Linked DNA regions of Homo sapiens: regions 1 and 2 are each linked to region 3. The links are chromatin loops, found by intact Hi-C in ENCODE. Cell type or tissue: dorsolateral prefrontal cortex. All regions are shown on one strand.

What was found. Hi-C counts contacts between places; a loop is a spot of excess contacts. Peaks named below come from ENCODE experiments on the same cell type or tissue, not always from the same donor. Only the 100,000 strongest peaks of a DNase experiment are listed, where the experiment ranks them.
Region 1: a loop joins it to region 3, with 2.7 times the contacts of the local background. A loop is called at or near these places in 4 of 110 quality-filtered maps.
Region 2: it touches region 3 in a loop (6-fold over the local background); 6 of 110 quality-filtered maps call a loop at or near these places.

What each region holds. Positions count from the first base shown.
Region 1 is chr1:164,910,900-164,918,899 of GRCh38, reverse strand. LOC107985451 (a long non-coding RNA gene) reads left to right here and starts at 6,525. Exons shown (of 3, transcript XR_001737807.2): 1 at 6,525-6,624. RefSeq lists a silencer at 4,374-4,668. In dorsolateral prefrontal cortex, a CTCF peak has its summit at 4,451; no DNase peak of the experiment used is centred here.
Region 2 is chr1:163,817,392-163,825,391 of GRCh38, reverse strand. LOC124904447 (a long non-coding RNA gene) reads right to left here. Exons shown (of 2, transcript XR_007066704.1): 2 at 1-408. Among named protein-coding and RNA genes, the nearest start is that of NUF2, 500 kb to the right of the region's middle. In dorsolateral prefrontal cortex, CTCF peaks have their summits at 4,232 and 4,434 (motif pointing left); no DNase peak of the experiment used is centred here.
Region 3 is chr1:165,069,315-165,077,314 of GRCh38, reverse strand. No RefSeq gene overlaps it. Among named protein-coding and RNA genes, the nearest start is that of LMX1A-AS2, 130 kb to the left of the region's middle. In dorsolateral prefrontal cortex, CTCF peaks have their summits at 1,167, 1,367 (motif pointing right), 3,512 and 3,714 (motif pointing right); a DNase peak (open chromatin) is centred at 7,294; H3K27ac peaks cover 4,281 bases.

The DNA.
Region 1 (8,000 bases), 160 kb after region 3:
CTCTGCATTACTCACTGGAAGAGGCTAGCACATACCATGCTCAAAGCAGCAAGCACTGAGAATGCTGGAAATTTGGGATCATGTTAGTCAGGAGTAAAGTTTACTGTACTAGATCCATGCACTTAGAGCTGTCTGACAATGGACCAAGCTGCTTTAGGAGGTGGTGAGACCCCCAACCAGTGGAGGTGTTCAAATAGCAACAGGATGGCTTTTCCATATATTGCAGAGGAAATGACGGATAGAGTAGGTTAGATTGAAACCCCCTATACTTCCTATTAACTTCTCTGATTTTCTCATTACATGAAAATATTGGCCAAAATTTTGCAGCAAGGATTGTGGTCTGAGGGTTGTGTTAAGAGAAGCCTTTTGAGTATGTAAATTTTGATAGGCCCTCCCCCTTAAAAGTAGCCTTGGGTGAAATTTTTTGGTGTTCATTCAGTTTTTCCTTCCTTTAACACTGCATAATGCCAGCCAGGTCTTAAAGCAAATGCCTGTTTGTAACTTCTGAAGGCAAAGCCCTTCTCATAGAGCCAGATCCCTCAGCCAGAAGCTAGTGAGTCAGTAAAGGCCAGGCAGGAGAATCGACGGCCCCCTCATGCTCCTGGACTGATTAGTTCTCTCTGCCTTTTCCTTTCTTTTTAAATCTCCTGGCACTTGAAAAAATCCAGTCCTCAGCCTGCTCCTGGGCCCTTTCCCCAAGCATCATTTAGTCTCAGAGAATGAAAACCATTTTCATGTTAGCCTAAGGAAGCATTTCCCAAAGTGTGATTAGGGGAACACTTGCCTTAATAGGAACTTCTGGTAAACAGGTCCTTCTGCTCAAATATTACTGCACATGTTCTTTCCCTTTGGAAAATTTCAGTGTGTATTTGCGCGTTAAAGCTTTGAGAAATCCTGCACAAAGAAACCTATTGCAGTTTGTTAACCCAGAATTTGCCAAATTTGTTTGATCCTAGAAATATTTTTCTAGAACAATTATTTTGGAAGTGGAGGAGTGGGAGGGGAATGGGACTATGGCATATCAGTTGGTACCTGGAATATCTGCAAAGTGTGGCCTGAACAAGGCAAAAAGATCAGTATATCATTCACAATTAAGGGAAATGGCTTTAGTTTCTGGATTATGTATTGTTTGGAGCAACTATTCCATGGTGCCCACCTCCACCTCATTGACATAAATGAGGGAGAGTTAGCAATATTATCAGTCTTTCAGCAACAGCAAGTCCTAGGTGCCTCCCTCTGGAATTAGTCTTTGATGAGTGTTATTGACTTAGCTCCAAGTTGCTGGCTATTCAGGGCAGGATAACCTTCATCTTCACATGTGTGCCCAGGTCGTGCCTGCAGCTTCCTCTAGGAGCAAGGGTATTTCATCTTCCAACTCCAGGGCATTTGTCCTGCAGCACCTGGAGTAGAACGATAACTCCTGCCATGGGATGCTCCTGGCAATTCACTTGGCAGAAGTGAGGGGCTCAGAGGCTCTCTTCACAAATCTCTAAATCAACTGGCCATGCAGTTGTGGGAGCAGTAGCAGCTGTTTCAGAGGCAAAGGCCATTCATCTTCTGCCTTTTATTCTCTTGTTTCTGGGGAACCTGGAAGAGTGAAGTTGTCTGCCACCAAGCATTGCCTACCTGAGTGTTCACTAAGGTTCACGCAGGACTATGGAATATGCTGGGTGCCTTCAGAAAGCTTCCACGTGGAGGGCAGGGTTCTTTTATGAAAAGGCCTTAGAAGCACAAAGGTTCTGTTTTAAAAGAGCTCCTGAAACCCAAAGTTCCTGCTCTACAGTTCTGTTGTCACTAGACAATACAAATCAGAAATTTATTGGGCCCAGTCCTGTTCTAAGAACTGAGGGAGATTCAGAAAAAAAGGATAAGATGGTGAATCTGAGCTTCTGGTTGAGTAGTGGTAGTAGTACCTAGGGGAGGTCTCAGGGAAGGGCTTTAGTTATCCCCCACTAATCTCTGCCCTCCTCTTGAACTACTAAATAAGCCTGAGATTTATTTTTTTAAAGGAAGATTTGCCTGGTTAACATGGTTCAACAACTCCATATGGATGTTTAAAAGAAATCACGCACGTAACATCTCCAAAGCTAAACTCTTTTCCGGCCTGCACATCCCCAGTCTTCATCTCAGTTGACAAGTGATGCTATCCTTCTTTAGAGAAGCCTTTGAGTCATTCCTGAGTGGAGTCAGGCTACTCTCTGTTAGTAAGTCCTGTTGAATCTACCTCCAAAAAAAGCCAAGATTTACCCCCCAAAAGAGCCAAAATCTAACCACTCTCATAACCTTCACTTCTTGCACCCTTGCCTAAGTCATCTTCCTCTCTCACCCAGTTTTACAACAACAGTCTCCTGACAGGTCTTCCTGTTTCTGCCTTTGCCCGCAATTATAGTCTATCCTCAACCCAGTGTAAGAACGACTCTTAAAATGAGGAGTCGGAAAATGGGATTTCTCTGTCCAAAACACTTTCAGGGTCATGCTTTCTTGTGCAAGGAATAAGCCACAGTACTTTGGTTACCTCCACAGTCCTCCATGGACTGCCCTTCCTACTACCTCTGATTTCATTCCCTACCACATTTCTTTTTCCTTCTGCTCCAGTCATATTATCCCAAAATCTCCAGCACAGTCTTTCTCAGTACCTTGTGCTTGTTGTCCCTTCTACCTGGAAGCCTATTTGCTCAAGATATCCACATGGCTCAACCCCTCACGTTTGTTAGGTCTTTGCTTAAGGCTCTCTCTCTCTCTACCTTATATAAAACCTTCACTATCTCCCTTTTGCTGCTTTATTTTTCTAGCATTTATCACCATCTGCCACAGTTTATAGTTTACATTTATGTCTCCCCCACTCCCCACTAGTATCTAAGCTCCTTGAGGGCATTTTTTTTTAATCTGTTTGATTCAGTTTCATGGAACAGGGCCCAGCATATATAAGGCACTCAACAAATATTCACTGAATAAAGGAACCAAAGAACAGTAACATTGTATATATCAATATGCCACATGAGGCAGGTGCTATATATATGATTTCATTTCATCTTCACAACCTCCCAAAAAGCTAGGTATTATAGTTACATGTCCCACCACAATTAACCACGAGAAAGTCCAGGCACAGAGAGGCTAAATGACTTGCATTCAATCAGCAATGATCACAATCACATTTCAGACTCACATCTGTCTACCTCCTAAATTCATGTTCCCAACCACTCTACTCAATTCCTTCCTCTTACAGTCCCCCAGACAACCAGAGCTACTGGGATCTCCAAGGAAAGAGAAATGGATTGTCACGGTGGGGGATCTGCAAAAGCTTCCCCCCGGAGATAGAATTTGATGTGGACCTTAGCAGATGAATAAATTCTAACAGGTAGAGAAAATACCAGGTGGCATTCTAAGCTGGGGAGAAGCATGAGAGGTATGGAAGCAGAGCAATTCAAATGTGTTCATCCAGGGGTGGCTTAGATAGGCAACCTCCTCATCCCAGTTTGCCTTGGACTTCCTGGTTCTAGCATCAACAATCCCGTGTTCTGGGAAAACTGGGACAGAGGGTCTCCTAAGTGACAAATGGATCAGGTTTAATAGGGTAAAGCATTCATTGTGCACATTGTTGAGGAAATATTGAAAGTAAAAGTGGCAAAGAGTTTTGAGGCTGAGGAAATGAGTTTGGAGCTCATTGTGCAGGTAAGGGGAAACCTTTGGAGGTTTCGAGAAGGGAATGATATGTGGAAACACAGGGTTACATGAAGCCGGAAAAGTCAATACTAACCTGATTGTGGTGAAGTACTGCCTTTTATGGGGTCGACCATGGTTGCCAGAGGAGCTGACAGTAGAGGGAGACCAATCAAGTCTGGACTCGGCTATCCCAGGTGTTTCAAGGAGCTGCTGCCTCTTGAAATTGGCATTTTCCCCTCTCCTTATAGTTCTCCAATCCTTTTTACATCTGTTACCAACATCATCTCCTGAGCGTGGATAGAGGTATGTCATCTTCCATGCCTTTGCATCCAGAAGTATTTATAAACCTTGGAGACCCAGGGAAAGCCCCTGTCTTGGGCTTCATTTCACATTTTCTCATCACCTCAAGCTTCTCTTTGCTCAGGCCTGGACCTATGAGCTACTTCCTTCTACAGTGGCAGGCCTTGTGGCCAAGGTCCTCTCATATCCTATTCAGTGGGTTGCTTTCATATGAGCGCTTTTCATCCTCTCTTTTGGGAGTTTTACACTTACTGATTCAATGGAAAGCCCTTAATTAAAGAAAAGGATGAGCACAGTGTCCATCCATATTTAAATAGATGAGAAATAAGCACTGGGCAGCCTGCAAGTGGCCTTCATGCTTGGAGAGATCTATGCTCATGTTTATAAACTGCACAGAAGGCAGTGGTGCCAGATAAAAAGACAATCAAAATAAATGCATCTGATAGTTTGTTTCTCCGTGTGGCATACATAATGTCAAATACAACAGTCCTACCATCAGAGGTCCTCAGCACTTCATGAACTACATAGCAAGGGAAGTAAGGCCTCAAATAAACTGTTGTGCAACTGTGATAAGCAAACTCAGGTCTTGGTAGAGCAGAAAACTGTCCTCTGTTCTCACAGATATCTTACACACACACACACAGACACACACACACACCCCTGTTTCTTTTTTAAATCTTCAGAACATACAAATAAATTTTGTCTTAAAAATTGGCTGGGCATGGTGGCTCATGCCTGTAATGCCAACATTTTGGGAGGCTGAGGTGGGCAGATCACTTGAGGTCAGGAGTTCGAGACCAGCCTGGCCAACATGGTGAAACCTCGTCTTTACTAAAAATATTTAAAAAAAAAAATTAGCTGGGCATGGTGGCTCACACTTCTAATCCCAGCTACTCCTCCAAAGGCTGAGGCAAGAGAATTGCTCGAACTCGGGAGGTGGAGGCTGCAGTGAGTGGAGATCACACCGCTGAACTCCAGCCTGGGTGACAGAGTGAGACTCTGTCTCAAAAAATAAATAAACAAAAAATAAATAAATATGAATAAATACAAGGTCCACAGAAATAACTGACCTCAGTGCCTAGGAAATCATTTGCCTCCAGTTTCCTTCAGAAGTAAAGTCAGGTTTCACTCAAAGGTCAAGAAGCCAGAGCTCAGTTCTTCCTAGCTGTACCTCAAGCTTAATTTGCTAGGTGAATAGGAGGTGATGTCCAGCAATTGCAATGAAAGCAAGCTCTTCAAATGGAGCAACTGTAGTCTGCACAATGAGATGTCTTGGAATCAGCCAGACTCGCCCTCCATCCCACCATGCTTTCTGAGGTGATGAGGATGGAAACAGAAAAAGAGGCTCTGGCATTATAGAACCCTGATGGGCGGTGGCAAAGGGTGGAACCCAGAACTGGCTGAGCTTCTTCTTCTTTCCTCCATTTTCCCCACTCATTTCAATGTTGCTGATTTGCATTCAGAAGGAGCTGAATTCAGTCTGGATACATCAGTTACTAGCTGCGTGAACTGAGTAACTTACTTAACTTCTAAACTTAAGTTTATTCATGTATAAAACAGGGAAAGTTTCTTGGTAATCTGAAAATTGCTACAGTGTTGTAAGAACTTAGCATAGTACCTAGTATATAGTAAGAGGTAGGAAGTAGTAACTGGAGTTACTATGCCTTCGGCTAGTCTATTTTCTTGCTTCCTCTATTCTTACTTCTCCTGCTCACCCATCTCACACCCTAACTTCAACTCCCAACCCAGGGACAGTAAACTGATACTTGCTTTCACCTGCCATTGATTGATTTGTGAGATGGGCTGCCTCACAAAACCACTCTTAGGAATTTAACGGGATTTGAAATTTAAAACCATCTCTTATTCATGTGTGGCTCAGACATTGCTTTGAACCTGGTTAGTTCAAGATTTTTTTTTTAAGATGGATATATGTTTAAAAAGCTCACAAGTCCTCTTGGGCACCAAATGGCTCTTTGGAAAGAATCCTGTGACAAGTTTATTGTAAATGAACCAGAAACATAGAGATTAAATTCCTCCTGAAATACTTCTGGGTGTGGAAATTAAGAAAAAAGCAATTGCAAGATGTCTCCAGTTTTGCAGACCTGCATGCAGCTGGCTTCCCTTAAGGCTGCCTGCTGAGCTGTGGGAAGAGCTCGGCTGGCTTGGCCAGGCCTCCGGGGTACCCCTGCAGCCGTGGGGTTACTTATTCCTGAGATGGGGCAGCGGAGGCAATTTGATGGAGGCAACTTTCATTCTAACTGCTCTTCCGGCAAAGCTCCTCTCTGGGGATCTCAGACTGGCACCTTTCACCATTGTTAAATTCACTTAAGATAAAAGCGACACCAGGCAAATGACAAGGGAAGAGCCATTAAGGGATGAGCGTAAGCAGTGACTGACAGGCAGGCTCTGCGAAGCGCTCAGCTGCCAGCCCCAGCCTTGGCAGGAATCATCACCCCGAGTGCCTCCCATAGCCAGCGCTTGACAAATGGGCAAGATTCAGTCCAAGCCTATGGGCTCAGCCCTTTGTTTCCCAGAGCCTCAGCCTCCATGCCTATTCACCCACACACTACCAGCCCCTCCACCCAGGAACAGCATCAGCAACCACGCAGAGAGGAGCCCATTGCTGCTGAAGGTGAGAGGCTGTCCTCTGCCTGCTTTCAGGTGAGTGCCTGCGGGTGGTGAGCCATGGAGCATGGACGACTACGAATTCATTCACTGCATAGTTAGGAGAGACGATATGAAGATTGAACTCAGCAAACCATAGAAAATACACACCCTGCCAAGTCTGTCTTTTATACTGTTGTTTTTCAGTCCAAGTGTAAAATTATGTTGGCCATCTTGGTCTTTTCTTGGGATTGTGCACAAGGACACCCAATGGGACTCCTTGCTGGGATATACTCACCATGCAAGCGGGCTCATACAGGTGTCCTGCAACACTGGCTCTTAGTAAATTACTTGCTAAATAATGTTTTTTTTATTATTAAGGTTACTTCTTTTATTGGAAAAAAATTAGAAAAATACAAAAATAAAAACCTACAAAGAACAATGGCAATCACATAGAAGGTCCATAATTGTTAATATATTATTGCATTTCTTAAGTGCAAAGTCTCCATAGCCAGATTGCATGGGGTCATATTCTTGCTCTGCCACCTATCAGCTGTGTAAGCTTGGGTGAGTTACTTAACTTCTCTGTGCTTTCATTTCCGCATCTTTAAAATGAAGATAAGTATAGAACCCACCTCATGAAGTTATTGTAAGCATTAAATGAGTTAAAACCATAAAGCTCAGAACACTACAAAGACTCATTAAATGTTAGCCGTTATCATGCACCAATTTTCACTAACCTGTCATTGTAGTTGTGATTCCATTATATCAGTGCTTCTCTGCCTAGGGAGATTTTGACCCCAGGGAACATTTGACAATATCTGGAGACATTTTTCGGTTGTCACAACTAAATGAGTTGGGACTACTGTCATCTAGTGGGTAGAAGCCAGGAATGCTACTAATCTTCCTACAATGCACGGGATAGCCCTCAATGATAAAGAATTGGCCACTCAAAAATGTCAACAAGTGCCAAGGTTGAAAAACCTACATTAGATTACTATACACATTGTGACAGATCCCAGTCCCCACTTGCTCCCTGTGGATTTCAGCTGTCCCTCGGGGCATGTCTTGCAGGATCCTGGAGTCTCACATATGCTTGGGAACACAACTCTTTCCTGCTCCAGCCTGCTTGCCATCCATGCTGCTGCTATTCTCCATGAGATGGCTCTTTTGGTGGGCACAGGTACCCTGTGCTGGTGCCAGCCAGAAATGAGTGGGAGGGTGGAGAGAGGCTGACCAGTGACCCTCTCTTAAATCTAAGGCCCTTCTTGTTCCTTAGATTCTGAAGTGGCATAGTTAGAGGCTAGCAGACTTTTACCAACATAGTTCTTCAGCTTTTCTCCCTAACTTCTCTCTCACTTGAGACTCAAAACCTGACTCTGGCTGGGTTTTGAAACAGAGTCCATGCCATTGAAATCATTCCCACCGCCTTT
Region 2 (8,000 bases), 1.3 Mb after region 3:
CTTTGTACTTCTTCACAGCACAGTAGTCTCTCCCACAATAGTCTGAGATAGGTGGTCTCAGGCATCTCATATGACATTTGGATTTCCTCAAAGCATACGCTCCAAGAGCAAGTGTTTCTAGAGGCTGAGGAAGAATCCACAAGGCTTTTTATGAACTAACCTTGGACGTCATCCAATGCTACTTCCACCACATTCTATGGGTCAAGATGGAAGTCACAAGGACAACCTATTTAGGGCCTGATCATCAGGAAGCATGAGTTACTGGAAGGCCATCTTTGGAGACAAGCTACTATGGTTCCAAATGACAATAACGATTCCAAAGGAGGAGGGGTCACTGTGTAGAGGACTATTAGGGGGGCCACATCACTGAGGAGGTGCAGCTTAAATTGGAAGAAATGTGAGTTCCACCTAAGGAGAGAGAAGAAAGACCTCATGGTGAAATGAACATATACTCTCAAGAGGATCTGAGTTCAATTCATGCTTCTATCACTTCATAACCATGTACCTTTGGAAGTAATACCTCACAGGGTAGTTGAACAGAATAGCAAAAACATATATTAAAGCCTGGATCATAGCCAGAAAAAAATAGAAAGGAATTATTATTATTAATCACAAAAGAGGACATTCCAAGCTGTGTAAAAATTAGACACTAGGTACTTTGAGGACCCAATGAGTGACCTACAACATCACGTATTCAGAACGGGTTAGAAGAGGCATCGTATTACAAGAGGCTAGATCTCACAGCTTCTGCATTTGTCACAAATTATACTTCCTAAAATGTGTATTTGAAAAAGAATCTGGCCAGACAACATCATGGTATGATTAGAGAACAAAGAAAGATTGCTTTATCTCAAAATGTCATCTTCTCTAATTTGCCCAAGGGTCTTCCACTCCATCATAGGTAGTTCATTCCTCTCAGTTAAGATATCTTATTCCCTGGGGTCACCTATCACAATGGAAATACTCTGGAAGAGGTAATACCCTCAGATATCATCAATTACTCACAATGTATTATACACTTGAGATTACTTTTCAACAATAATAGTCAAGATATTCTAGGCTATGCAGTAGTAAAAACATTCCCACAATCTTCATTATTTTTTAACACAACAAAACTTACTCATTCATACAAATTCCCTTGCATGTCTGGGCAACTCTCCAGGGCAGCTGTCCTCCACGTGTTGAGTCAGTACTCTAGGCTGCTCTGATCTTATGGCACCTCCATATCAACACATGTTCCCATGATCACCACAGCAGAAGAGAAGCTAGAAGACTCATACACTGGCAAATAAATGTTCCTACAAGAAAGTGACATGTATCCCTTCTATTCACATTTTATTGGCTGAAGCAAGTTACCTGGCCATGCCTAGCTTCAAGGAAGTAGGAAATTATAAGTCCCTCATGTGCCCAGAATAACTGGATATCAATTAAAAATAATATGCATAGGGCATTGACCAAAGAAAAAATTCAAAAGAAAAAGAAATTAGGCTGTAATTGAAAATATTTTCAATAGTGAAGTGGAGAGGAAGAGTTAGGTACAAATTAGGAGGCAAATCTAATGGGTCAACATCATTGGTTCCTGAATACATAGACACACAAGGTAACATTCAGCTCCTAGTAGAGGAGGAGGTGTCAGAAATAGAGGTTTCTCAAAAGAAAAACAACTCAGCACCAGCTCTGACTCTTCCACTTTTAAGTATAAAGTCATTTGTCTTTAAACAGTGTTGTGATATTCATCATCATCAAAAAACCAACAGTCTAAAAGTAATCTTTTGCCAAAAATTAACAATTTGAGAGGGTATTGGGGTAGGTATTTCTGGCCAAAGGGTAGGTAGAATGAAATGAAGAAGCAGAAAACCAACAGTCTAAAAGGAATATGGGGGTAGATATTTCTGCCCAAAGAAGGGTTAGGATGAAATGAAGCAGCAGAAACTGGGCCAGAGTTGAAAATTCAGCAAAGAGACAGGCCAGTAAAAATAAAAGGTCATGTCTGGGATCAAGAGATAAAGTCATGAGAAATTTAAAAAGCAAGGATAATGGAAGCTGCTTTGAACTGATTTCAGTTCAGGGCTCTGGAGTGAAATAGGGCAGGATGGTGCTTCCTGAGAATGATGTCTTTGGGGAGGCAGCAGCAGGAAGAGGCTAGTGATCCAAATGGGAATCTACTAGGCTTATAATAGAAATATCCCAAATAATAGAAATATCTCAAATATCCCAAATAGTTCATCCCTCTAGTCCCAGGACTGCTGCCCAACACAGCCTCTGTGAACTTAGGAAGCTCTAAGGGCTTATCTCTGCAGCCCTGACAAGATTCCTACATGATTCACCCTTTAGCCCTAACTGACTGGGGTTATATTAAGTGAATAGCCAGCTGCTTTTTCTGCTTTAATTATTTCTATTTTGAAAATTTTCGACTTACCAAAAAAAAAAATGAGGAGATATTACAGAGAGTTCATATACATTCCCCCTGCACATACCAGTTTTCTCTATTATTTTCATCTTGCATATCTTACACTACTATGATATGTTTGTCACAATGAATAGTCCAATACTGATACATTATTATTATTAACTAATGAAAGGCAACTTTAAAGAAACCACTTCTAGGGTAGATACTGCATGATCTCACTCCTATGTGAAATCTAAAAAAGTTGATCTTATAGAAGTAGAGAGTAGAATAGTGATTACCAGAGGTTGGAGGGTGAGGAATGGGGGGATGATAAGAAGAGGTTACTCAATGGGTAGGAAGTTATAGTTACATAAGAGAAATATGTTCTGATGGTTTTTTGCACAGTAGGGTGACTATAGTTAACAATAATGCATTGTATAATCCAAAATAGCTAGAAGAGAAGATTTTGAATACTCTTACCATGAATAAATTGTTAATGTTTGAAGTGATAGACATACTAATGATACTGATTTTATCATTATACAATGTATATAGGTATTATAAACATCATACTGTACCCTGTAAGTATGTACAATTATTATGTATCAATTAAAAACAAAATACAAATTTTAAAAAACCTACTTCAGTATATACTCTAGAGACTGATAATGATCATAGTGTCTATTTTTAAGTGAAGTAGAAGGGGTTATGAAAGAGTTAAACTTTACACATAAAGAATGGAACATTTCAACAATCTTGTCTTTGATAGGCAAAGAAAAACAAGAGCAAAATCACATACAGAAAGAAACTCTAGGATCAATATGAGTATTATTTATGCACTAAAGTTCAAAGTCAGTGAGACAGAATAAAATAGGCAGGACTCTCAAGAGATTGAATTCACGATATCTTTAAAAAAGAAATAAAGAAAGAAAAACAGAAAAAAAAAAAGCCTAGTCACCAGGGAGGACTTTCAGACTACCTGTGCCAACTCTCCTCAAATGCTGGTTTTGGAGACTTTTGGCCTATAATTTCTAATAGTTCCTGTAGACTTTGGCCTATAGTACACTAACAATGAATTCAGTAGCTTGTTCCCACAGGTGGGATCTGGAATTACTCATGTTGCTCCAGGCTGGGTATTTGATCATCACAGGTGAATCTCTGGATACTTGTGTATCTTCTAAGCTGAAGCTTTCTCCACTAACACCCAAGATGTTTGCATATCTTAAACCTTTCCATCATGATTTACTTGTTCAACCCTCCCCTGACACCCTAGCTTGCTTGAATGATGATGCCATGGGTCTTCCCACATGTTTCACCAAAGAGCCAGACTTTGTCCCCACCTGTAGCTGCTGCTTGGGAGTACTGTTTCAGGCCAGGTAGACCTCCTATAGGAGGTCAAATAGACAATTATATTGCTTTTCCGATGGAATATTACTATTTCCAAAAATACCTGCAGCAATTCTTACCTATTTGTTGAGTATCCACAACAGTTGAGATCAGACCTAAGATCACTATATCCATGTGGTCACTGTAATCCAAACTGCTGACTGCCTTCCTTTGTGTACAAACCTGACCATTTCTAGAAAGTCTGACATCACAACACAAGTATACAGCACTATATGATTGACCCGAGCAGATCCAGAAACACAGATCAGCACCAAAGGCTATGTAGGAGGATTACTGCTAGAGTTCATAAGAGAGGCCAGGGGGCACAAATATGGTATAATGATTAGGGAAAGTCATTGATAAGGAGAGATTCTGGTGGTAAATAGAGTTTAGGAATAAGACGAAAAGGAGGCCTTCCAAAAAAGGATTAGTTATCCTTGTCATTTCTCAGGACCTCCATTGAAAGTTACTGGTAGTGACTCAGCAACTGCCCTAAGTATCCAAATCACTGCTCTAAAGCATCAGAGTCGCTTGTCCCTAAATTTCATCTCATCTAGTTTTTGGCACAAACCATAAGATCACTCACTTTAAACATTTATCTTACATTTTCAGTTTTTAGTCATGCTTCTATTTCATTAGTGGAAAAATATGAGAGCCCTCCAGTGGCCAAAAATAAAACCTATAAATTTATATCATCTTTAAGTAAAACCTCTTTAGCCTTGTGGAAGAAAAAAAAAAAAGTTGTATCTGTATTTCAAAACCTAAGAGTTCAGTGATAGATAAGGTGGGACTTTTATTATTGTTCCATTGACTCACAAATAAGTTGAATCATTCTTACCATGGCTAAGGAGAGGCACAACATTGGAAAAAGAATCAGAGATAAAACATTACAACACATAGAAAAAAACCTCCTGGTATAATTTCTTAAATGGATATTTGTTTTGTAAAAATAAAGCAACAACAAAGAAGAGCTAACATTCATTAAGGTCAAGTTAAAGAACTCATATAAAGAAGAACTTGGATTCCTCTCTTTGAAGATATAAATCTGTAGCCATGAGGAACTGCTCCTAAATCCTAATAGGGATTTATATAGATATATGGCTGCACTGTTTTTTTCCTTCCTCCCTCTGGCTTATCTGTGCTGTACACTTTCTCTTATCCATGCTAATGGAGGGGATCAGTAGTGCAGATAATTGAAAGGTTGTGTGCCAACAAACTGCTTTGTGGTTGCTGCCAAAAACTCCCTAGTGTTGCATGGTTAATGAAAAGTCAGGCAATGGCAGGGTTCTCATCACATAGCAGCCCAGCATAATAATAGTAGCTATTATTTATTGAGCCCCCACTACATACCAGATTAAGTGCTTTACATCCAATTATCTCATTACATCCTCACCTACAACCTTACGATATTGGTATATTTTCCCCTCTTTTATGGGTGAGGAAACTGAGGCTCAGAAAGACAAGTAATTTCCAATGACCACTCTACTCATTTCAGTGATAAAGCTGTTTTCTGATCCAAGTTTTTTCTATTAGTGCAAAATTCAAAAATGCAGTAATTTTGTTATGACACCTCCAAATCCTAGGGTGCATCAACCCACACTTGGGGAAAATTTTCTTTAAATATGGGATTTGGAAATATTTTCAGAGCATTGGTCCTGATCTCTATAAAGAGATATTTTCAGGCTAGACTTAGTATCCATAGGCTTTCTGGATTTGAGTTTCTCCTAAAATTTTCAGCTAATTTCTGGATGAAGGAAAGGGTAAAGTGTCCATATGCAGTGGATATATTTTAATCTCGACTTACTAAGTTTCTCAGCAGAGTATGGGCTTAGTAAGGGCTTCCTTCTTAATATCTTTCGTATTTTAGCTTTGGAACCCCATTCATCCTGATTCTTTCTTTACAACTACTTCTAATTTATTTCATGGTGGCTTCTTCGTCTACTCATGCTCTACTGGCATTTTCCTTTGCCTTCTTTTTGGCTTGCGATAACTTCAACCAGGACCCAGATGCCAATAGCTTGCCAGTCTCAACAGTTAGCTCTGATCTCACTCCATTGCCCTAGCTTCATACTTCCAACTGCCAGATAGTTACTTCCATGTAAATATCATATTGGCACCTGAAACTCACCAGTTTTGAGTATATTGCTTAGATTACTAGGAAAATTATAATATTACTTAACAAAGGGCCTAGCATTTAATGACCCTTTTAAGTGATATGCATTGCTGTTACCATTATTAACAAACAATGGATGAATAAACGTATGAAGTTCAAACTTCTTAGCCAAGAATATAGTGACTGTCTTACCCTAGCTTTATATCAACCTTCCTTTTCATGCCCTCAATTCTTTCCATTCTGGTGCCCTCTCCCATCTACCCTCAGATACTCTAAGTTCATTTATTAATTTGCCACACCTAAGTATAGACAATATTTTTATTCCATGTCTCTTGTTCTATGCATTTTTTAAAATTTTCTCTTTATCTTGTAAACTGTGGCTCATAATATAAATTTATTCCAAATGCTTTCTTTTTGTCCAGTTCTTCCAGGCAAAGTTAGCAGTACCACTTTTACCTGTGATCCTGTAGTACCTTGTAATATATAATTTGTATTTTAATGGCAAAACTTGATCAGAATATCTGTCTCTTCTCCACTATGAGCCATCTGAAGTGAAGGACTGAGATGTATGCTTCTTTCTATTTTGCTTATCAAAACAGTTTTTTAGCACACAGTAGAGATTTGATAAGAGAATAAATGATCCAGATTCCATATCTTTGGAACATCCAGGCATAGACAGTGTTTCAAGTAATCAGAATTAACTAAATTAACCCCTCCCGGGTGCCTGAAGAGAAAGGAGAAGAAGCTCCACTTCTGAAATTGTGTGGCATTTGGAGTAAAATATAACGGGGAATTTCATAAGTAAACCCTAAGAAGAGAGGTAGAGGAAACTAGAGGGATGGGTGAGGAGCTAAGAAATCAATAACTATAAATAATTAAAATTTAAATGAGATAGAAATAGCATGAAAGATCAGTATTGCATCTTCTTTCTCACTAATTCAAACCACATTCCTTTCTCTCATTCTTCATTCTGATCATTTTCTTCAGCACTCTGTCTAGGCTCTGGCTCTCCAACAGGAGGACCTTCCCACTCTTTCTCCTTTTTAGTCTTCATTGATGTTATGCTCTGCTGGTTGCATGCAGACACCCTAGAGTAACCCCAGGTCCAAAGGAACCCAGGGAAAGCTGAAGTAGCAGGCAGTAGGAGCAGAAAACAAATTAGATTTGTAGGGTTAGCTATTATGAAAAGTGGGAATTCGAATATAGCTGGCCCATAGGAAAACTGGACCTGGGAATCAATTTGGATTCAGGCATCCTCATAGACAACAGCAGCAGGACTTCAAGAGGGTACCCTGTGGTGTTCCACTTTGGACAAGGCTGGACTACTTTCCATGTATCAACTTCATTATTTTTGTACAAACAACTGACTTCTTGTATACTTACTGTATACTTTTTCTGTATCCTAGCTTCTACTGGTACATATTTTATGATTTTTAAATTCACCCATAATTTTTGTCTCCCTAGTTTGACTTGTCATGCTCCTTTTGGAAGAAGTAATTCATTGTCCCTCAGTTTCTTTTTTTTTCTTCTACAGTAGAGGTTTTTAACCTTATTTGACTAAGCACTCCATTTTACACTGAATATTTTACAAAGCTCTCTTTACTATCCTGAAATTTATAAATATACAAATACTTTATAAGTACTTTAAAATTATCTTAAATATAAAAAAGAGAAAAAAGTTTTATTTAAATTAATTAAGTTTAAATAATATATAATGCAATACGTAAATGCTCAGGCGTACCTACAATAGAAAATGAAATAAAGTAGTAAGATGCTTATACCTACACATGAACCAGGATGAATGTGACACAAATGTGGACTGACACAGTGCCTTATATTGGTGACTTAAACACCACAGACAGCATTGCTGGAGATTGTAAGTTTTGTTTTGGTTTTTGCTGAAATGGTGAACAACTCTAAAGATACAAAAATAATACATAATGAAGTACAATTTTTTTAATTAAAAAAAAGTAGGACCTGGAAGTAGGTATACTCCTAGGAAATTCAGTGTGTATTAAACGATTATATGTTTATATGGGAAATGGAGTTAAGTTCTAGGCACAGAAAATTATAAACATTTTTTTCCCACCTAACTGAATGTCCTTCAGGATA
Region 3 (8,000 bases):
GGTTGTATAAACAAAACAACCAGACTAAATGTGTTATGGCTGTGACAGATGTTCCTGGTGATACAAGTGTGCTCTGCATGTTAGGAGCCATGGCTGCCACACGGCTCGGTTCTCCCCCTCCCTCCACAGAGGCAGCAGGTGCTGGCAGGAGGGTACCCAAGGACAGGAGCCTCTCTCTTCCTCTGCACACCACAGCCGATACCAGCATGGCAGATGCACAGGGCTGCTGAGAGGAGGACAAAAAAGCAAACTTAGCTACAGGTGGAGATCTTGTCCTGGACTGGGCAGCGGATAGATGTTGGATAGGGCAGACTCTCTGGTAGATGCAATGTTCTCCTCCTTTGTTCCTAGAGCATCTCCCAGCTCCACCATCTGCACTGTTATCACCTTAGGGCTCCCTGGAGTTCCTTACAACTCACCTCCAGTGGTTGAGAGGGAAGTGACACACATGTCCATCTGCTCTGTGCTGTGTGCTCAAGGGACAGAAGCCTGAGCACTCAGCAGTGTGTCCCGTTGAGACACTGACCCCATATCCCTTTCTCATAGGTTGTGTCTCCATCTTCCTTTATACTTTCAGAACTATTTCTTTAGACTGAATTTGATCTAAAAGACAAAAGTTGGAAATTATAACTCTGGTTGAAGAGTGAGGCCCCCAGACCCTTCTGTCAACCCCCAAGTTCTGCATATCACAGGTTGAACGCATCTGTGGACCCACTGGGCATGTTGAGGGGAACATGTAGCTTATTGATGCCCCTCTAGGGTACCATGAAGGATGTGGCTCTGAATTCAGAGGGGCCCAGGATGAGCCTGTGAGCCTTGGAACACAGCCGCTCTCCAGTTCCTTCTCAGCAAAAAACCTGGTTGCTTTGAAGGCAGCCAGTGATTCCCCATAGGTGGGGATGCTGCAAATTTCAGAGAGCTTTGCAAAGACAAGAAAGGCTACTCCTTCCTGCCTCCACTATCCTCCTCTACAGAAGGGATGTGCAGAGACAGCAGAGGGGAGGGCATTTATCAGTATCCAGGTGCACATTATCTAGAAGATTAGAAAAACCCAGTCTCTTCACCCGAACTGCTTATGTCTGCAGTTTTCCAAGGTCCAGTGGAAATTGTTAATACGGTTGTTGAATAACAGCAGTCAGCAAGGAGTATGGTCATTGACTAGAACATAAAATTAGGCTAGAAATTTAAGAAAATGAATTGATTCCTTTTCTCTCTGATATAAAAAAAAATAATAAGAACAACTCAGAGTTTCTCAGCCTCAGCACTATCGATGCTCTGGGCAGGAGAATTCTTTGTTACTGGGGACTGGTCTGCACATTGTCGGATGTTTAGTAGCACTCCTGGCCTTCACCCACTAGGGGCCAGTAGCACCCTCCAACAAGCTGTGACAATAAAAAATGTCTCCAAACATTGTCACATGTTCCCTGGAAGGCAAAATCGTCTGAACCATTGTTCTAATTAGTTGGTTTGGAAGGTCAAAGACTATTTGCCAAGCCAATTTTAGGCCACAGGCTGAGGAAATAAAAATCCCTTCAGGGATAGAGGAGGCTGATGTTTTTTCTGAACCTGCGGGAAGAATATTAGATTCAGCAACTAACAGAGTTTTTCTGAGAACGGGCCCTCTGGCCCATCAACACACAGGCCAACATCCCTGGTGGGGAATGGGCCACATGATGCAATGATAGAAATCCAGATAACTTTGGGGGTTCTAAAGCAGAGGACCCAGGACCTCAATTCCATAATGTAGCTTGGGGAAGCTTCCAGCCTAGAAATGTTCTGGAGCTTCTCACACCTGCTTGTGGTGTAGGGAAAGAAGCTAAAATGTCTGTGCACTGGAGAAGGCCTTGGAAGAGCATTTGAATGAGGGCTGGCAGACCCAAAGGGCCCCAAGAGATGGGATGATTATGGCCAAGGCATCAGGGTGGAAGGCTAAGGCCAAAAACAGACAAGACCTATCCCCTTGGCAGTGGATGTCCGGAGCGCAGAGCCTGAAGACCTGGCACCCTCTCCCTGCCAAAGCCTGGAGAAGTAGGCCCCACCCTAACTTTATGTCACCCACAGGAAGTAGAAGAGTGAAGGGGACAGCCCTAGACTGACAGAGGTCACTTGCTGTAGTGGAGTCTCCCTTGCATTGTTGGTATTAGTATTTTTTCCTAAGACACCAAATAGGACTAAATTGAAAAGTTAGTTTTTGTTCCATTTTAGAAAGTAGTTACATTTTTGCACACCGGAGTTTGTGAAATTTATGCCTGGTATAAGTCATTTAAGCCAGCATTTCTGATCTTGTTTAATAAAGAACACTTCTTTTTTAGAGAAATATCTATGACTGGCCCCAGTAAAGTGAGCGTCCCTTCAAATACAGTTTGGAGAATGTTGGCTTAGAGTGTAGAACATTTGCGCTATTCCCAAAAAATAAACAAACAAATAAACAACAAAATCTATTCTCGGATCATCGTGCTGTTATTAATAATCTCTGTTGAGTATATTTTGTTTTTATTAGGCATGAAACATTTGCAACTAAGAATTAGAGAGTTGCGCTCTCAAAAGCCTGAAGGAAAAATTATCAGAATCCTAGCAGTGTGAGGCCAACTATGCCCCGCTTTGAACTTAAGATAAATAACACACCCAGGAGAGCCACTGGTGCAGAGCTACAACCCTGGAGTCTCATGGTAATGAGATCTGGCTTCAGAACCTGGCATTCCACCTCCCGTGCTGCTGTGGTCAGGTTGAAGTGCTGTGCTCACCTCACCTACTCCACCATTCACCAGTTTGAAGCCTCTTTTTTGCTCTCCCCTCCCAGCTCCCCCAGGAACACCCTGTCTGCAGTGTCAAGAATTCCCCAAATTAGGAGGAAAAGGTCAAGACCCCATAGTTCCAAGTCCTGGAGTCAGCCCCAGGGGAATACCCCCATAGGGTAGAAGGGCCCTCTGTGTTGTCAGAGGAAGGCCCGGGCAGCAATGCTTCACAGGGTGGTTCTTTCGCCAGAGGCTCTTTGGTCATTTGCATGGGAGTTTTTGATCACTCCATCGATGAGAAGTCCTATCACTATCTGTGGGGCAGGACTAGGGTTGGTAAATATTCTACAATACAGAGGACAGTCCAGCAAGTCCAGCGTGACAGAGAATTGCTGCAGCATCCCCAGCAGTTTTGGAAAGCTTCACTAGAACAGGAGAAAAGCCTCTATATAATTGCCTGGGGGGCATTTTGCAAAATTTGAATATACCTTAAGTTTCCTAGGGAAGACTGTCTTTGTCTAGTTTGGAATTTTACCATTTTTTTTTAACTTATTTTAAAAAATTACCTAACCTATAGCAATGCTGCTGGTGGCCCTTGAGGCCAATATAGTACATTTCCACCTACTGGATTTCTGGGTTTTTGATGAGTCTAGGACTAGATGCAAGTTTCCAAGTAATTATGTCTTCTAGAACACCCAGATGTGAACATTTATATCTTCGAATATAGATTTTCTTTTATTTTATGTATATATTTATTCATTATTTTTATTTGATTTATTTTATTTAAAAATTACTTTGAACTTTTGTATTACAATTAGAATTTTTATAGATTATTTGAAAATTATATGCATTGAGAAGCTATTTTCAATTCAAATAGTAAAGGGAGCACAAAATATGTGTAAGGGGAGACAGGTTTGTTAAGTGCAGAAATTAACGTCTTAGTGTCCCGGGGCAATGAGGGTAATTCTAGAGAACCTCCACTGGAGGTCACTAGAATCTCACCCAAATATGTCAGGGACAGCTACAGGAGAGTTCAGTTTCTCCCACATTAAATCAATAGCGATGCAAATTGCTATTAATGACATTCATCTCCCCTCCCTCCCCACAAGGGATTGTTTTCTCCCAAGTGTCTCCTTCTCTTTTACATCTTCCCTTTCACTTGTATGTCAGCACCAGCCTCCTTTATTCATACCCAGTGCTCAGGCCTGTGTTCCCCTCTTCCCTGAGGTTTAATTTCAAGCATACAGAGATGTCGAGCTGCATGGGAGCATGACTGCCTTATCTTCCTGGTCTGGTAAAAGTCAAATAAATCGGCATTTTGAAGAATTTAAAATTAGACCATGCATTACACGCTGTGTTGAAGTTTACCATACCAGCATTGCTGCCCCAGGGGCAAATAGACTGAACTCTCTTCAGCAGAGCTGTGTAAATGATACAACTCTTTTAATGTTAAAGTAGAGAAATGACCAAGGAAGGGGAAAGGCCTCAATATTTATAATAAATCTATTTGGCTAGCAGAGGAAAAACGTTTTTTGATATAGCACATCTTCATGGCCTTAGCACCTTGTAGATTCCTTGGCTGCAAGATACCTCACAATGAGCTATCTTCAACATGAACTGAAATCTCTGTTTTTGTGTGTGTATCTCTCACAACATTGACTTGCCTAGGTTTTTTTCTCCTCTTTAGAGATGTAAAATATTTGCGTGGCACAATTTCTGAGGATTGCCAGAGAAAATGAAGCCAGCATTAAAGCCATAAAGGTGGAGCTTTAAAAGATGAGATGACAGTCACTTTGCCCTTTCCCGCCTTAAAGATGAGAAAACCAACATCTTGCAAAGTAAAGTAGGAAGATGAAGATAAGCATCAGGACATGGTTGCCTCAGGTGAGGGGAAACAGAGGGACAGGATAGAGATAGAACATCTAGGGACGGGTCAGTTAGTGACTATGTTCTATTTTTTGTGTTGGGGGAGTGGCAGGGCAGGCACAGATATTTATAACATAAACATATAAACAAGCCAAAAATGGGCCATGCCCAGACCAGTGATGAGAGGGTATCATGATCCAAAGACCATGATAAATCCAAGTCTGTGTACCTGAGTTCCAAAAAGAAAAAAAAAAAAAAATTAAGGTGGGAAGGAATAGAATGGTTCCTAGGATCATACTTCCAGCTCTCTCAGACTTAGATCAACAGCTGGATCTAACCTAGTGCTAACCTACATTAGCCCTGCCGTTAGTCACTCTACCTTCAGCTCTCAGTTGCCTTGCAATGCACACTATGCTAGAAGCTAGTTAAAAAAAAAACAAAAAACAAAAAACTAATCAAAGTAATCAAAGTAAGCAAAGGGATTACAGGGGTCCAAATGGGTGGAATAACTCACATATAAACAGAGCCAGCATCCTTTACTTGACCAAACAAATTCTATACAGTCTAAACCAGTTGCCCCTGCTTGTCTCTGAGGGCTGCAATGATTATACTCCAAGAGGTTACCCACCTCTGAGAAAGAAAGTCTTCAAAGGGTCTATACCCCATGAAGAAAATCCAAGAAGCTAGAAAATAAATTAATAGCCCTTCCAGAAATAGCACCCATTAGGGAATTTCCTAGTTTTCTTTTTCTTTCTTTCAGATCAGGATTGAGCAAACTACAGTCCATAGGCCAAATCCAGTTTGCCACTTGTTTTCATAAAATTTTATTGCAGTGGTTTTAACTGGGATGACTTTGCTCCCCTATGGCAATGTCTAGGGATATTTTTGGTTGTCATTAGTGGAGGTGGGAGCACTGTTGGCATCTAATGGGTCAAGGTCAGGAATGCTGCTAATCATACAGCAATGCACATAACAGCTCAGCAGCAAAGAATTATTGGGGAAAAATGTCAACAGTATGGAAATTGAGAATCCCTTGTTTTGTTAGATCCCTACCACATTCATGTTTCTGTACTGTCTCTGGTTTCCACAACGTGCTACAATGGCAGTGTTGAGTAGCTGAAACAGAAATCATACAGCCCCCAAACCCCAAATATTTACCATCTGCACCTTTATAGAAAACGTTTGCCAAACTAAATCTAGAAAATGAGTTAAGAGCAATGAACAAGCAAGAAAATCTGTATTATTTTGAAAAATGGCAATGTTTTGTCTGCAATATATACAATATCCCTTAGAAATTCAGTTTTGACCTTTCATGGCTACATTTTAATTCTATATCCTTCTGACGACCGCTCCATTATCTCTATTTATTATGGCTCTGCTTGCATTCCAGGCACTGAGGTGAGTCCTCTGCCATTCAAATAGAGGCCCATTTCCTGCTCTTTGGGGGATGGATAGCCCAGTGGGAAAAACAGACATTAATTAAATCATCACCCTAATGAATGTATAATGAAAAACTATAATAAGAGCTTGTAGGCTAGAGACAGGTTCTATCACAGTTGACTGGGGCTTGGGAGAGGCTCCCTGAGGAAGTAAGTTTTGAACAGAGGCCTAAACAGTGTACAGAAGTTAATGAGACTAACACAGCGTGTGTGTGGTGGTGATTTTGGGGCAGAGGGGTAGTGGTGGTGAGTTAGACCAAGGTGAGGGAGAGATTGGAACATTGGCGGAAATGACAAAAGACCAGCATCGTTGAGGTTTAAAGAGCCTGGAGGAGTGTGGTTGAAGATGCAGCTGGAATGGGAAGTCATGAGGACCAAGGAACAGCATGTGGGACAGATAGTGTGTTTGGTCTTTATCCCAAGAGCATCAAGAGCAAAGAGAAGCCATTGAAGGGCATGGGAAGGGGAATGTGATCTGATTTGCATATCAATATCACAAATGGTCAGATTCGAAAACTGAAGAAAAGTTAAACTAATTTAAAAACCTGGTTGTTTTGAAAAAAACTAGCTGATTGATTAACTTTGAAATATCTAACTAAAGCATTGTGTTCTCTTTTTTTTCACCCAACACAGTCAGCGATGAGAGTGAATTTGAACATGATCATTTTCCTTTTTACGAAGCAGGTTTGTGTGTGGAGACTCAGCTGGAATTTATCCTACAGTGATTTCTAAGGTCATGCTTCTTTTGAAGATCAGTTGAATATTTATGTGTGTGTGTGTGTGTGTGTTTGATGTTAAAATTTCCAATTCTCACTGTGCCTTCTAAGTTTTCTAGGACTTTAAAAATATACTCACCAGAGAGTCGGGAGAATCAATGGCTCATTTTATAATTCTCTATGATGTAGACTATCTAGTTTTCCTGTGCAAAATGTGTTTTTTAACCAAGTTTTAATTTCCTTTTTGTTTCATCTATATAGCCAATTGTATCTAGCCTGTTAAATGTTATTACTGTCCATAATCTGTACATTATTTACTAGTAGTACCTTTGGAAATTTAGGCTACAAATCCTCTATGTGACTAAAATCAACTAAACATTCTATTGTATGGGTTGAGGGGTGGACAAAGAGATGCAGAAAAATAATAGGATGTGATTCTGGTTATTGTTCCTTTGAATTATTGACCATTGTCCTTTATCAAACAACAGCTTCTATTCCAGAATAGAGGTTGGCAAACTATCAAGTCCAGCTGGCTGCCTGGGTTGTACACAAAGTTTTATGGGGACACAGTCACACTCCTTTGTTTACATATTGTCTATGGCTGCCTTCATGCTACTATGACAAAGTTGCAAGAGAAATTATATAGCTACGATCCTAAAATATTTACCATCTGAACCTTTATAGAAAAAGTTTGCCAATCTCTGTTCTAGAAAAAGCAGATGAAGCTATTTATATATTCTTTTCGTGTGAGAATATTTAGTGGTAACTACATACATAGCCTTTGCCCTCATTGCCATCATGAAAACCCAGCTTTTCCCCCAGAGCTTAGGTAAGACCCTGCTAAAGGCTGATAATGGTTTTCAGCACTTACAACGTAAGCAACACTTCACTAAGCATTTCATATATGTTATCTCACATAATCCTCACTGCAGCCCTGTGAATTAGATATTATTATCCTCATTTTGCAAATGAGTAAATTTGCATTAAAGAAGTTAAATAACTTGTCTAAGTTCACAGAACTTGTAAGTGGCAGAAATGGGAATTTGATTCAATTTCTATTTCTTTCCTGGGCTGCTAACCACTCTACTCTGTGGCAGTGGGTACTCTGCACATATTCTATCAGAACCAACTGAAAAAGGAAAAATGGCTGTTGGCTCCAAAAGTAGGATCTAGCTTCCTGTAATGGGTCTAAGGTTGTCAGCACTCTGGACAAAAGTACCGCCAAGTGCACAGATCTGGTTTCC